2 separate regions of the Homo sapiens genome follow, and region 2 is linked to region 1. A link is an interaction called in ENCODE POLR2A ChIA-PET data of the cell type or tissue named here. Cell type or tissue: A673. All regions are shown on one strand. Links, peaks and the distances in the headings refer to the core of each region. The heading gives the core; the rest is flanking DNA.

The links. Peaks named below come from ENCODE experiments on the same cell type or tissue, not always from the same donor. Only the 100,000 strongest peaks of a DNase experiment are listed, where the experiment ranks them.
Region 2: POLR2A ChIA-PET joins it to region 1 with 8 read pairs; 1 of 35 experiments calls an interaction of 5 or more read pairs at or near these places.

The regions. Positions count from the first base shown.
Region 1 is chr4:107,506,724-107,515,041 of GRCh38, forward strand. No RefSeq gene overlaps it. Among named protein-coding and RNA genes, the nearest start is that of PAPSS1, 210 kb to the right of the region's middle. In A673, for the core only: no CTCF peak of the experiment used is centred there; a DNase peak (open chromatin) is centred at 3,148; H3K27ac peaks cover 1,944 bases.
Region 2 is chr4:107,388,554-107,396,871 of GRCh38, forward strand. No RefSeq gene overlaps it. Among named protein-coding and RNA genes, the nearest start is that of PAPSS1, 330 kb to the right of the region's middle. In A673, for the core only: no CTCF peak of the experiment used is centred there; DNase peaks (open chromatin) are centred at 2,868 and 4,618; H3K27ac peaks cover 5,482 bases.

The DNA.
Region 1 (8,318 bases), core at 77-8,076:
GCACATGTATGTTTATTGCAGCACTATTCACAATAGCAAAGACTTGGAACCAACCCAAATGCCCATCAATGATAGATTGCATAAAGAAAATGTGACACATATACACCATGGAATACTATGCAGCCATAAAAAGGACGAGTTCATGTCCTTTGCAGGAACATGGATGAAGCTGGAAACCATAATTCTCAGCAAACTAACACAGGAACAGAAAACCAAATACCACATGTTGTCACTCACAAGTGGGAGTTGAACAATGAGAACACATGGACACAGGGAGGGGAACATCACACACTGTGGCCTGTTGGGGGGTGGGGGATAGGGGAGGGATAGCATTAGGAGAAATAATTTTTAAAAGACACTCAGCACCTTGAAGTTCATTTACAATATTTGTTAATAATGCAATGACTTCTTTACTGTTCGCATTGTTCAATAGACTGTAAGTTCCTTGAACAGCAAAGTTTGGGTCTGTTTTGATGACTGGCCCGTGCTCCATGTTTTAGCATGGTGCCTGGAATGTAGTATATGCTCAATAATTATTTTTAATTAAATAAGGACAAATGAAGGACTCAAACATTTTAGAGGAGGGGTTTTCTTTTTGTAAGAAAGGCTAAGAAAGTTATAAGAGCAGAAAAAACAGTAAGAAAAAATTCTAACACTATGACCACACCACCACTGTTATCTTTTTGATAGCTAATAAATGTTTTATTTTATATAGGCTAAAACCTAAAATTTATGTTGTAAGCAGATACTGAGAAACTGCTGCAGAAAGACAAACCATGATAGCAGAAATACCAGTGACATTACAGGAGAAGAGAATTTACCTATTGAAGCAAATCTTATCATTCATAACTTTGACACTAGAAATCCCACCCTTTCCCCAAAAAAAAAAAAAAAAAAGACTCCACAAAATTGGAACCTCCTGCTAAAACAAAGATTTGGGAAGTTACTGCATTTCAGCTAACCTAAAACAATTGTACTCAAAGAGGAAATTTCAAATGAATGTGTGTTTTAATGCAGTAATTAGGAAAAAAGAAAAATACATAAAGAAGGAGAAAGAAATATAATAGACCAAATCTTCAAAACAGATGTAGAGGTAAAAATCGATCATTGTTTCAGCATGTTAGTATTTAGCAATATTTCAGGGGTCTTTATAAGACCTCTAGGCACTCTTGATCACCACCCAGTATTGCAAAAAGAATAAATTCTGACAAATAGCTCAGAGACCTAGAAGTGTAGTATGTTTATTTTGTAAATGTCAAAAAAAGAAAACCTTCAGGAAGAAAAATACATGTGAGAAACACTTAAGATCAGAGTTCTGGGGTATTATTGAATCAATTCTTTACTTTTAAAAATTATTTTGAAGTCAAAAGTTTAATTCCAAAAAAATGTAAAGAGGAAATGTACTTTAGAACACTTATAGAATTTTCTAACAAGAATATGCATTATATGTATATTTATAAAGTACATATATGTTATCAATTCATATATTAAATAGTATATTAGATTACAATTTCTTTCTTGATCTTTTACATAAAAATACATATAAATAATATTTCTTTCTTCCTATTCCCCAACTAATTACTGTGCACTCTCTCAAAGCTTTGCGCCGCCCTCTGAATGGACCACTGCTCTGGGAGTTTGAAAATTGATAAATACATGTTCAAAGTCATAAATTACATTGGAAAATAGGTGGTAGGAAATTTGAAAGAGAAAAGGACATTTGAGGAATAGGTTAATTTGCTCTTTATGGGGATATAATCAAAAACTTATTTTCACAGTATTAATTAAAACAAAAAATGTAATGGGATGATTATATTTTTTTTAGCAGTCAAGGATGGATTTCTCAAATTGTATACACAGTTTCTTCCCTTATCCACCGTTCTGCTTTTTGTGGTTTCAGTTACCTGTGGTCAACCTTAGTCCAAAAAAAATTAAGATATTTTGAGAGAAAGAGAGGGAGAGACCACATTAACATAACTTTTATTACCGTATATTGTTATAATTGTTCTATTTTACTATTGTTGTTAATCTCTTACTCTGTCTAATTTATAACTTTACTGTATCTATGTATGTATAAGAAAAAATAATATATATAGGGTTCCTTGCTATCTGCAGTTTCAAGCATTAATTAAGGGTCTTGCAACGTATTCCTTGAAGATAAGAGAGTACAGTACTGTATATAATATTTGTTTCTTTTTAAATATTAAATTCCAAGCAAGCCTAAATACTTGTGGGAAAATCAGACTGATAATATGGATGCTATCAGAATGGAGAGAAGCCTGGATATATCTAGCCAGTGTTAGGGAAATGGGAAAAAGGAAGCTGGTGATATAATATTAAAAGAAAAATAAGGGAACCCGAAAGGCACAAATGGCAAGTAAAGCTGTAGGGATATTTTTATCTCGGTCATTTTAAAAGTACATCATATCAAACAGCAAAACCTATTTTATTTGCATATAAGCAAGTATATTCACACAGCAACTATGTACCTCCATTTCTGTATAAATTCCCAATATCTTTATTTACTATTCTCACTATTTGACTTCAACTGCCTGAGTGGAATAATGAACTCACCAAAAGAAATTTCCAGTGATAGGAAAAGCTAGATTTATAATTTTCCCTCAAGTTCCCAAATATAAATTCACTTTTTTAACTCCCGAAGTTGCAGGTGCTTTCTATTTTTACAAACACATTTGTGTATGGCTTGGCTACTAATGGATGTGATAAATTTTTGTTATTTTATTTTTCATAAGAGGCCAGGCATTAAAATCTCATTTCAATGAGTAAGCCTTAGAACAAAAGGAACTTTATTCCAATTACTACTGGGTTCTTCACCAGCACGCTGAGTGATTTATTCATCAAGGTCTTCCCGTGGTGCTATAGTTGTATTTCTAACCTATTCAGTGTGTGTTCTTCCCCTTTCAGGATATTTTTTTACTCCATGACTTCCCACAATTCTCTCTAAGAATCATTTCACTGAAGCAATACTGACTTATTTTTCAGCAAAAGTTTTACCCTTGCTCAGCAAAAAAAAAAAAAAAAAAGAAAGAAAAAAAAAAAGAGCACTGCAGTTGCCACCTGCTGAACATTTTCAATTTCCACAATTTCCTCTCAATAAAATGCTGGCCAGAATTACAATATTTCTGAATGTGTTCTCACTGGCTTCTTATTTTACACTGGAAAAACTTACCACTGATGTACTATTTCTTTTGTTATGTATACATTCCAAGACCTTGCATTTTACTACTGCCAAATCAAATGCAGATGGTTTCAGTGTAGAAGGCACAATCTACCCCAGGTCTCTTTCCTGATTAGTATTCTTCATGAGGCTTTCATTTCAAACTGTTGATCCTGGGAGTCTCTGGCCTTGTATTTATGACTTATCAATTCGGTACACAACCACTTTTCCCTCTCAAAGGGTGAAATGCTAAGATTATTGCAAAATGGCCCTCTTTATACCGTCATAACCACTATTCTTTTGCATTTGTCATCACTCGAATCACTATGTATCAAATACCCACCCCTAACATATCATGCACACATCATCAGGTTGGGTGTAACATTACTTCTTGAGCACTTACTTAACTTCCTCTCTCCACCCACCAGTTTTCAACATTCACTATATTTTTCCATCTATAGGTGAAATGTTGATTTGTTTTTCTCCCATCTTCCATTCTAAATTAGACCTAGACACAAACCAACATCCTCAAACTTCTCAACTACAAAAACTTCAGAAATTCTGTGTATGGAGAGGTAGTTAGGAAACCAGTCTGGGAAATAAGACCCCACTATAAATGTTGAAATTTTCCATTAACCCATTGGAGTGGGTTGAATAGTGGATCTCCAAAAGATAAATCCACATCCCAGAACCTGTGAATTTGACCTCATTTAGAAAGGGATTTTAACAAATATAATTAAGAATTTTAGGAATCTCACCTGAGGTTATCCAAGTGAGCCCTGCAATCCAATGGTAAGTGACAGAAAAGGGTAAGACACAGAAAGGAGAAGGCCTTGTGAAAAGAGCAGCACAGACTGGAGTTCTGCAGTCACAAGCCAAGGAACACCTGGGGCTATCAAAAGCTGGAAGAGGCAAGGAAGGACTCTCCCTTAGGCCCTTTGGAGAAAGCATAGCCCTGCTGACACCTTGATATTGGATTTCTGGCCTCCAAAACTGTAAGAGAATAAATTTCTGTATTTTAAGCGACCAGTTTGTGGTAATTTGTTCCAGCAGCCCTAGGAAACTAATAAACCCATTGTAATTGCATAGAGCTTACTAACAAGTGAAACACTCCTTAAAAAGTCAGTACCTTTGAATACAAGTACTTACTAGGATCACAAAAAATTTGAGTCAGTACCTTTGAATACAAGTACTTACTAGGATCACAAAAAAAACATGTAATGGTTCACTTATTTAATAAATATTGAGCATCTACTATTTGCCACACTCTGTGCTGATTATTGAGAATACACTGGTGATCAAAAAAAACACAAACAGTGTTCCTGACTGCCTGAATAGAGCTGACATGGTTAGTATTTCAAGTCAAAACTAAACCAAAGGCAACTTCAATTTCTAAAAGAAAATAAATCTTGGAAATTCTTTTAACTGGTTGGAAGTCCTTAATTATGTATAAAATAATTAATAACATGTGGAATAAGTTTTCTTCCAAACACGCAACTTCAAAAATGAGGCATTTAGCCAAGTACATTTTGGATATTACTTGAGTTTAAGTCTTTAGAAAAATGGTTAGAAGTACATGATGAACTCCTAAATAACGATGATGAAATTGTATATACTATCATTTAGGTGAGTGTTTTGTGATTTTTTTCTTTGTTTTTCTGAAGATGTCAACACACTTCACATATGTTGTGTAAACCTTATTTCTTCACCATAGGTTGTAAAAATTTGGGAAATTCATGAGGTAGAATGAAACATGGAGATTCCCTACCTAATCACATGTATTAATAATAATACCACATGTATAAATAACTATCACTTACTGTGATTATTATTTTCCAGGTACTTTGCTAAGTGTTTTATACACAGGATCTTGCTTGATCTATAAAACAACCCTAAGAGGTGAGTCCCAATGCCCTCCTTTTTCGAAGTCAACTATATGCTTCCATTCTTGAAAATCTCATGACTATCAGATAAATGGTCATGGATTTGGAAATTTGTATGACCATGACCTCTCTCATTGTCCCTCTATACCTTTGTATAGCCTTTCTCTCTTACAGTTAGCCATTGAAATGACAATTGCAATCTTAGTAATATAACCCACGGTGATTATGCCTTTCTTTTTTAAGTCTCCATTCTTCATTAGGTAGAGCTAAGGATAGAAACAGCTCTAGGCTTGAGACAACTTTTTCCTCACAGCCTGAGGATGATCACTCCCATTCCAGCTTTGACCTCCAGTGTTACATTCAGACTGACATACACATGCCAATATACTGTATTTCCAATACTCTCCATTCTCCCCTCCTCACAATCAGTTTTCTTCGGTTTTATCCTGCCAATGACCAGAGCAGTAGCGATGCTATATGGATTCTGTGGCAGAACTAACACGGAATTTGCAGATTGTGTGAAGTCTAAAGACTGTCCAATGGTAAGAACGTAAAAGAAGGGGCTTTAATGGAGCCTGAGGGAATCTGCTGTTTTCCTCATATATTGAATATATAACATTCAATAATTATATTGAATATATGACATTCAATAATTATACTGAATATATAACATTCAATAAGTATACTGAATATATAACATTCAATAATTATACTGAATATATAACATTCAATAATTATATTGAATGTTACAAGCTCCTGTCTCTCTTACAAGCTCCTTGAGGTCAGGAATCTGCTTTCCTGTTATTTCACCAAAGCCTAGTTTATTCAAATGAACTACTGTCTGGATGTAACACTGGAGATCAAAGCTGGGATGAGAGTGATCACCCCCAGGCTGCAATGAAAATGTCCTCTCAAGCCTAGAGCTGTTTCTGTTTGGGTTATATTACAACATACATTTATAGGCCAAATCTTAAAATGTGGTCACACAACCAGTAGTTTCAGAATCTCCTACAGTGTTGTTAAAATGCAGCTTATCAGACTGCCTCAAGCCTACTAAATCAAGAGCAGTGACTTAAGGCCTGCAAATCTGTACTATTAGGATTCCCAGTTGATTCTAATGTGCCCTAAAGAATGAAAACCACCAGCCAAGAAAATTTCCCCAAAAGGGGATTTGTAAGTACATTTTTGCTGGTGTAGGTATGAAGTATTTATATGTAGGGCAAGGACAGAGGACACAACAATTTCAAGAGATGAGCATTAAACCATATGAAAACTGTGGTATACCGTGAAAAGAATACGGGATTAGGACTCCAAAGACCTGGGTTCTATGCTTAACACTGCCATACATTTATTCAAAATTATTTATTAAGTACCTACTGTGTAGTAAACATTGAATTGGGCTTTGGATAAATAACAGGAAAGCAAATTCCTGACCTGAAGGAGCTTGTAAGAGACAGGAGCTTGTAATATTCAATATAATTATTGAACAGTATATATTCAATATAATTATTGAACAGTATATATTCAATATAATTATTGAACAGTATATATTCAATATAATTATTGAACAGTATATATTCAATATAATTATTGAACAGTATATATTCAATATAATTATTGAACAGTATATATTCAATATAATTATTGAACAGTATATATTCAATATAATTATTGAACAGTATATATTCAATATGTAAGTGCTATGAAGAAAAATAGCCTTTGGGAATGAAGAATCATGAGAGGGATACTATTATAGATAGAGTAGTCAAATCTGAGAAGGAATTAAGGGAATGAACCACATAGGCCTCTAGAAGGAAAAACATTCAGGCTGATATAACAGTAAATGGAAGGCTTTGAGGAAAGGAATGTCTTTTTTGTACACAAGAAACAGAAGGAAGCTAATGTAGTTGGAGCAATATGAGTGAGCATGTTATGGAATGAAACAAGTAAGATTCACCATAAGTTTTATTTCCTCAACATATATTTATAGGTCAAATTTTGTTTTCTGTGTTTTGACTCATAGCAGGCTTGGTTTGTGAAGTTCTGATTTGATTTTCTTAATACAAGAATGACTTGAGAAATGTCCAAGTTTTTGCTTAAACAAATTAATCAGCTACGTATCTATATAGTCCTGCTGCCATGGTTTACAACATTTCCTGACATCTCTACCTGTAAAATCATCCTACTGATAGAGACAAAAAAGCCCACTGTGTCTAAAATACTACTACCTCTACTAACTTGTTCTGCTGATATGTATAGAGAACACAGAAGTTCTATTTCCTAGCCATGAATATATTAGCATAGATTTATTTGTTAGATTAGCTAAGAGTCAACAACCTGAATGCTTCCTTAGATACATAACGGTTTGGGGTGGAGGCCTGAGTGAGGAGGATGAGCTACCGTAAAATTTTGTTTTCATGCAGAAAAGAAGAAGAGAAAGAGGCAAGACAGAGAGATGTCTACATGCAGTCAGTACTCATCATAGGATTTCCAGCAGTTCAAATCCTGGACAGCTCAGAACGCAATTGGCTAGAGGTGACCTTCTTGGTTTGACAATGAAGACAACCAGATGATACGCTTTGGATCTGTGTTCCCACCAAATCTCATCAAATTTTGGTCCCCAGTGTTGAAGGTGGGGCCTGGTGTGGGGGTGATTGAATCATGGATACAGTTTCTCATGAATGGTTTAGCACCATCCCCCGTTGTACTATTCTCACCATAGTGAGTGAGTTTCATGAAATCTGGTCATTTAAAAGTGTGTGGCACCTCCCTCTGCCACTCTCTCTCTTGCTCCTGCTCCTGCCATGTAACTTGCCTGCTTTCTCTGTGCTTTTCATCATGAGTACAAGCTCCCTGAGACCTCCAGAAAAGCAGATGACACTATGCTTGCTGTACAGCCTGCAGAACCATAAGCTAATTAAATTTCTTTTCTTCATAAATTACCCAGTCTCAGATATTTCTTTATAGCAATGTGAGAATGGGCTAATATAGAGAATTGGTATCAAGGAGTGGGGCATTGCTACAAAGATACCTGAAAATGTGGAAGCCACTTTGGAACCTGGTAATGGGCAGAAGTTGAAAGTGTGTGGAGGGCTCAGGAGAAGAGAGCAAAATGAGGGAAGTCTGGAACTTCCTGCAGACTGGTTGAATTATGGCCAAAATTCTGGTAGTGATATGAACAGTGAAGGTCTGGCTGATGAGTTCTCACATGAAAATGAGGAACTTATTAGGAACTGGAGTAAAGGTCACATGGGTTA
Region 2 (8,318 bases), core at 225-8,224, 120 kb before region 1:
TATTCCCAACACCAATGAAGAAAAGAGTTTTAAAAATAATGTTCGTAAAGGATTAATGACCTGGAAAATAGATAGTTGGGAAAGAAAATAAACATTGACAAGCACATGTCTGTAGTGAAAAAGCACACCCTGCTACTTTCACCCCACATACAAACTGTGGATGCCAGCTCAGACCCACCTGCTGGGATTCACACCCTTGTGTAGTTCTCCCCACACGTAGCAGGGTTTTTTTGTATGAACAACAGCATACAGCAAAAGTGATGGTCCTGTCACTTCTCAGATTAGGGTATAAGAAACTGCAGCTTTCATCTTAAGTGTGTGCTTGTGCTCTCTCTCTCACTCTCTCTCATTTCATTTGCATAGGGGAGCCAACTGCCATGTCATAAGGACACTCAGGCAGTCCAGGAAGAGACCCACAGGGTTAAAAAAAAATACCATTTCTGACCAACAGCCAGGGCTTGGAATCAGATCCTCCCCTATTTGAATCTTCAGGGTAGCATGACTGTAGCTCAGGCTAACAGCTTCCTCTGACGAGAGACTGAGCCAAATCCACGCAGATCCTTCACACCCAACTCCTGCCCCATAGAAAGTGAGATAATCTGTGTTTGCTGTTTTAAGCTCTTAGGTTTCAGAGTTATTTGCTATATAGCAATAGATAACTAATACACATTCAGACACATACATCTAGGATTAACTCAAATATTTATTGACCACCTATGTATTCAATGATTGTAGCAAGATTTTTTTACCTAAAATTGTCCATATCATCTTCCTCAAGAATGTTAATTGCTTTTCCCATATATTTGGTGTTTTGCATGCATCATCTGTTTTCTGATAAACCCGTTTAACTGGAATAAGAACTCAGAAATAGACTTAAAGAGCGTGTATATATTCTGAAGAGTTTTTACTAACATTATCTGAGAGAAAATTATAGGCCTTAAAAAAGCATGGTTTGTTACAAATAAGTGATAGTTATAAGCCTCAGTGGACATCACAACGAACAGTGATTTTTGTGTTTTCTTAAAACTCTGGATGAACCATTAGAAAAATTCATCAATTCTGTAGTCATTTTTTTACAAGTCTTACATTTTGCCAATAAATAGATAACTATTTATGAACTTTTACTTTTCCTTTTCTTTTTTGCTGTAAAGAGACTGGACCACGGATGGTATGTAGATGAAGAAGATGCAATAGTGAAAAGTGTCACATATAGTTGATTCTATGAAATACTGCCAAGGAATGGTTGCTATGTTTTCTCACAGCTTTTTACAAAAAACGTGCAAGATAGAATTTTCTACTGAGATTTGAATTTAATCCTTAAAGCCTTAAAAACTTTCAAATAGAACTAAAAATCAACTCATCTTGGCTTAACTAAAAGTTTGAGGAGCACATAATATAGATTCTATATCTAGTTGGTGACTTTTAATGAATTAAAATGTGAAGAGACCATAAAAGCAAACAAAATTTCTTTGCCATCATCCAACATCTTACAAAGTCATGAAAACAAAGTTCTTCTGAGACAGGGAAAGGGTAAGCAAATTATTTTTCAAGTGTCTAACTCATCATTCAAATGTTTGGCAGCACCTTTCACTTATTGCAAAATTTGACTGGACCATTAAGCAAAGAGATATTTGTCCAATGGGGACCATCTGTTGGAAAGAGGAGAAAGAAAAGCAAGAACAGAGACACCACTAGAGATAGTAGAACAGTCATGTCCTTTGAGAAGTTCTTTTTGACTTTCTCACAGGGTCTTGATGTTCTCTTGTTCTGGAAAGCCTCACTACCTGCCTGCTCCCCAACCAGCTGTAAGCAGCTCATTCTATCATGTTTACTGTTAAGACTAAGTAAATAAAGGTCAATTTTCCAGCCCTCATAACCCAGTGGGTCAGACTTTAAAACTGTATGAATTCTATTTCTACAGGCCTAATAAATTTAGAGAATCATAAGATCCCCTGCAAAATACCTAAAAAATTGACTCTACACTTCCAGGAGCCTTTGTTTCTAAATTCTGTGTATGCAGTACTTGAGGGCAGAAAAGTAGACTTATCTGCTTTGTAATGACAAATCTACCTGATCTTAATTTGGGATAATAGGCTGCTTACAATTGTCTTTCTTATTATAAGCTATGTATCATCTCTTATTTCTTTAGCTTGTTTTTGCTCTTACTTTTTTAAAGTTATAATTCCCATGACCTTGGTAATGAGGAATGGGAGGATGAGGGGTTACTGCAGTAGAGTTTAAAATGCTAAGCTTTAAGATGTTAGGCCATAATATCCTTTGTGACAATACCGTGGGATGGCTTGCTGCCTTCAGATCCACATTTAGAACACTATTGAAGTACATAGAATTAGACCACCTATTTAAGAATAAATTAGTTTCTTCTACTATAGAATATGTCTATCAAAGAGGTTTATCTGGCCGAAACACCACATAAATGAAGATTTGATGAATACCAAGACAGCAAATAATAGATCATCCATTATCATATGCAAATACTAAAAGAAATGAAACCTCAAAACACCCAACCTAGTGCTTACCTAACACATGTTTATACTAAGCTTGTCACCACTGAGAAATACCTAAAGATCAAATCTTCAGCTCCTGGCAGTACTCAGCATGGTACCTTGTACATAATAGGTGCTCAATAGGTATTTGTGGAAGACGGGAGAGGGAGGGAGGGAAGGAGGGAGGGAGGGAGGAAGGAAGAAATGGAAGGAAGGAAGGAAGGAAGGAAGGAAGGAAGGAAGGAAGGAAGAGTTGGCAGCAAGGCACAATGCAGCTAACAACCACATAATACAACTAAAAGACAACTGATTCTATTAAGCTATTCAGTCCACCAGGCTCTATAAGGATTTATCGCCCCTCCCTCCTCCACCCCCAGGGATCTATAGAGGTCAATACAATGTGAATTTACTTAACTCTAAGACACACTGTCCCAGAACTATTTCACTTTTCAAAGTAAGTAATTATTCATTCCCTTATGTGGTGGAAGAGAGGTAAAGATGGGGGAATAAAAAGACAGGGCAAGGCTCATTTATTGACAAAGAAATACAGAGTCTCCTGTATTCTCTCACCTCAAATGCCTCCCAACTTTAGGCCAATCCTACAGGCAAAGGAGGTGGGAGCAAATGAGTTAGCTTGGTCACTTTTGGTGATTGTCAAAAAAAAAAAAAAAAAAAAAACCCTAAATATTTTCCCCAAATGTTTTGCAATCAGTAATACCCAACCACAACGTGCCAAGCCTTTTTTCTCTTAGTTCTTCAAACCCATGTGTATTCCAAGGCAAATGTAATCCATGTGTCTCTGATTTGTTTTCACTTAAATCATTATAAAAAGTTAAGCTTTTTCAAAGAATGTTCAACATCTCTTTTGTGTGTTCCTCATGATCCTCCTTTAGGATTCTAGTTAAGAAGGTAGCGTTTCGAAGAGATATGCAGACAGAACCCTGAATAATTGATCAGAACTTGGGACTTACCAATCTGTGCATGGATTTTTGTCTCTATGCAGGAAAACATGAATTTGTTCAAACACTGAGAATCAAAGGACAAGTAGAGTTCTTATAGAAAATTCACTAAATTGACCTATTTATTTACAATACCTTTTAGAGCTCTATAATTAGGCCTGGCTAATTTGGACTCCTCTTCGGGTACCTCTTTTAGACTACTCCAGTAAGGTACTTGAAGTAGTGCATGTAAGAAAAAACTTTCTTGGGGATATCTAGGAAAATGTAAAAGATGAGCAAGCAACTCAGGCACTAGAAGCATTAAGTTCATGATTTCTTTAGACAATGTTCTTTAATATGGTACAAGATAAGCACTCATCACATATGATAGCTTGCCTTATCATAACAATATAGTGAACTAAAGACTCTAAAGCCACGAGAAGCTCACTGTGAAGCTAAATTCATTAGGTTTCAGGGTGTGGACTTTGTTCCTCTAAATTAGGACCATTCTAAGCTAATTAGGGAAAGATATAGCCTGCCTTCTGCCATTCTCATTTTCTACTGCAGGCTCCTCTCAGTGGTGGTGGTGTGCTATGGGAAAGGGATACCTTCACAGTGAGTCTACGTGTTTAAAATAAATACTTATAAAAAGTATTGGAAAAGTTTATATTTCTTGTTCCAAATAGAGAATAACAAAGTAATAAAGCAAAACCTTTTTGACCGCATCTGCAGTTTAAAAAACAAAACAAAGAAACAAAAATAAAAAAGCTTAAAAGCTATTGCCTTGAAATCACCCAGAAAGGAGGCCAGCTCCTTCAAAGTGAAAGTGAACAAAGTGAACCTGACATTTGAGGAATAAGCACAGAACAAACAAACCAACAAAAAAGTAGGAGAAATGTGCTTCATCAGTGCTTATTTGCTCTAGTTTGTCATTTTATGCTCTCAACAATCCAGTACATTTATTCCATGGATCTAATCTCAAGTTGTGGCAGTCCCACTTTTATAAGGTAGCAACCTGACCTTTCTTTCCCTCCCTAGTCTGTGAGGATGTGGCACGTGAGCTCAGAAAGCCACAGTACAACCCAAGCAATGGCTACCCAGGAAGAGACACAGTGGGAGGATCTGCTGCACAGATCAGCAACCATCTGGATCGAGTCACTGGATGCTGGCATCTGATGCAAGGAGGAAGCTGCAGAGACATCTGGGACACCCTGTCATAAACCTAGTTTCTGACCCAGACTTGCAACACTGGACTCATTTCACTGGGGAAAAGGAAGGTCTTGATTTATTTTCAATTATGTTTATCCCTATCAGGAAAAGCCTCAGATACCCTTTTGCTTCTTTGGAGAAGCCCACAATTATGAGCCATAAAAGGCAAGTTATTTGTAATAAAACAAGACAGCACCACATATACCAGGGTTATTTGCCATTGCTGGATGTGGTTCAGATAAGGTCTAGCCAAATGTCCGGCTTAGTCTAGATACAGCCTGAAAGAAAACATTATTTTATTTGAACTTGACTATCATTTTGCCCTTGAAATTAAAGAAACTCAAATTCTATGGTCAGGAAATTGATTTTAACAAGACAAAATCTGTGTCCTTTAAAAAAAATGGAAAAGAACTCACAAAAGCCTATTCATGATTACTTGCACTAGCATCCTTTTTTTTTCTTAATGAAATTGATGCCTCTTCTAGTAAGCCTTGGTTCCAAGGATGTTCTTCAACTTTCCTTTTCTTCTCAGAGCTCTTTGTTCTTACAGCATGCCCATTGCCATTACTTCTCCCCATTCTATAGCGATTCATGCTGATTAACAGCAAATATATCAACAGATTCAGACTTGAACATCTTGTATCCACTCCTTAAGAAATTCATTTGTTCTCTTAGTTTTTTGGTATTATACCAGATCTATATTTCCAGAACCATGATTATTTTATCTCCAGTTTTATGGTTATCACTGATCCTTGTCAGTTATCACTGACATCACATTCTCATGCATACCTAAAAATTCAGTTAAATGGGCTGAACTCAATGGGGTGCAGTCAGAAAACAGTTTTATTTTTCTGCACTACCATTTTTGATTGCTCTCTGTAGAGGCACTTCAGACAAAGGAAGCAATACAGAGCAGTGGTGAAAAGTCCAGATTCAGGAGAAGTAAATCAGTCTCAATCTCAGCTCTGACAACACACACACACACACACACATACACATACACACACACAGGGATAGTTTACTCTTAAATAACATGAAGGTTAACAGTGCTGACCCCTCACACAAATAAAATTCCACATAGAAGTTTGACTCCTCGGAAATTTAACTACTAATAGCCTACAGTTGACGGGAAGTCTTATCAATAACATTAACAGTCAATTGACACATATTTTGTATATGTATTAAATACTATATTCTTAACAATAGAGAACATATTTTTAAGAAAAGCATAAGAAAGAGAAAATAGATTTACTATCCATTAAATGCAAGTGGATCATCATAAAGGCCTTCATCCTTGTCATCTTCACATTGAGTAGGCTGAGGAGGAGGAAGAGGAGGGGTTGGTCTTGCTGTTTTAGGGGTAGCAGAGGTGGAGGAAAATCTGCATATAAGTGAATCTGTGTAGTTCAAATCCATGTTGTTCAAGGGTCAACTATATACATATATAATTGGTTAATACATATGAATAGAATAATATATATACACAACATATATGAATAGAATATATATCAATACATAGATACATATCAATAATATACATGAACAGAATAATATATGTAATTTAAAATATATTAAATTATATTCCTTTGTCACTGATCAATTTCTAGTCTTTTTTTTACATAGCATGGAAATGGATGATGAGCTAACATTTGTACATACATGAGTATGGTTCAGAAGCTTTTTCTAAAATGTGGGGGTAGTCATCAAATACTGTCCTCAGGTCAGAACTTCAGATGAACTTCCAAGACAACAAAAAAGTCCCATCTATGGCTGGGTTTGGTGGCTCATGCCTGTAATTCCAGCACTTTGGGAGGCTGAGGTGGGTGGATCGTTAGAGCTCAGGAGTTCAAGACCAGCCTGAGCAACATGGCAAAACCCCTTCTCCACCAAAAATACAAAAAATTAGCTGGGTGTGGTGGGGCACACCTGTGGTCCTAGTTACTTGAGAGGCTGGGGTGAGAGTATCGCTTGAGCCTGTGAGGCAGAGGTTGCAGTGAGCTGAGTTTGCATCACTGCACTCCACCCTGGGTGACAGAGCGAGACCCTATCTCAATTAAAAAAAAAAAAAGAAAGAAAGTCCCATTTTACCCTGCTATATATTTATATATACATTAAACACCTAATAGAAAGCTTTAGGCATAGGAGGTACAAGACCTTGGTCCTCCAAGGATTCCATTTCTGATGGTTTGGCATCACTATCAAGGCTACAGGACACATAACGACTCCCCTCATATCATCATTATTCGGCCTCATATTTAAAAATGGGGCTGAAGTGAAGATGCTATTTGCTTAGTCTTCTATGTCTCACAGTGGCCTAAAGACCATAAAGCAACACAGCTTGAGCTTTCTACTTCAGCAATATAAATTAGAAACCTGAGGCCAGAGACATGACCAACTTTGGATAAAAGCTATTTCCAGGGTTTAGATAATTTGGTTGTAAAAGAACACAATAATAAAAAAATGCTTTATTATATAACGTATGATTTGTAGTTTATGAAATAAGATAAAATAGATTTAAATATATATTATTTATTTAATATAAACGAGACTGTATAGTTGTTAATTTCATGTGTCAACTAGGCCACGGGATGACCAGAGTATGAGTACGCTTCTGAATAAGATAAGTATTTGAATCCATGAACTCAGTAAAATAGTGATGTTGGCAGGCACCGTCCAATCTATTAAGGGAACAAAAATAGAACATATTGGAGGAAACAATGCTTTGTCTCCTCCCTGCCTGCCTGAGCTGAGACATCATTCTTTTTTTTTCTTTTCTTTTTTTTTTTTTTTTTTTGAGACGGAGTTTCACTCTTGTTGCCCAGGCTGGGGTGCAACAGCACCATCTTGGCTCACTACCTCCTGGGTTCAAGTGATTCTCCTGCCTCAGCCTCCCGAGTAGCTGGGATTACAGGCACCCACCACCACTCCCAGCTAATTTTTTAAATATTTTTAGTAGATATGGGTTTTCACCTTGTTAGCCAGGCTGGTCATGAACTCCTAACCTCAGGTGATCCACCCAGCTTGGCCTCTCAAAGTGCTGGGATTACAGGTGTGAGCCACCGTGCCTGTCCAGGACTCTCTTTCAAGTAGTAAAGAGAGCATGGATAGTTCATGGTACAGTCTGGCAACAGAGATATGTAAAATATTGATATCGGATACTCGTTGTCAACTACTTATATGAAGCAAGAAGCTGGATGACTCTATATGTGATACTTTCTAACATTTTTAGAAAACAAATGAATATAATGACATTGGCTGGTTGGTTCTAATGTTGCTGGAAAAAGTGACGCAAGTAAAAGATGCACTCAAGGGTTCAAATTCCCAGCTCTGGTGCCTCATAAATAACCTAAGAGCTTCTTTCTGTGTCCTGAGGGAGACCTCTATCTCCTATAATGCAGGGCTGAAATTGCTGAAAATCAAACACAGAATCTCTTCCAATAACTGGCTAAATTTCAACACGAGTTAATTTCCAGCCTCTCAGGGAGTCTATGTTAAAGTCAAGGTACTGAAAAGGAAAGAATGGCATCTTGTAAGTTGGGATGGGGATATGTGGGAAGATCCAGGTGAAATGGGGGACATTGAGCCCCTAAATTCTGACGAGTCTTCTTTGTCAGTAGAAGCAGCCTCCCCATTCCCAGCAGAACTGGCATCTCCACCCTCATCAGAA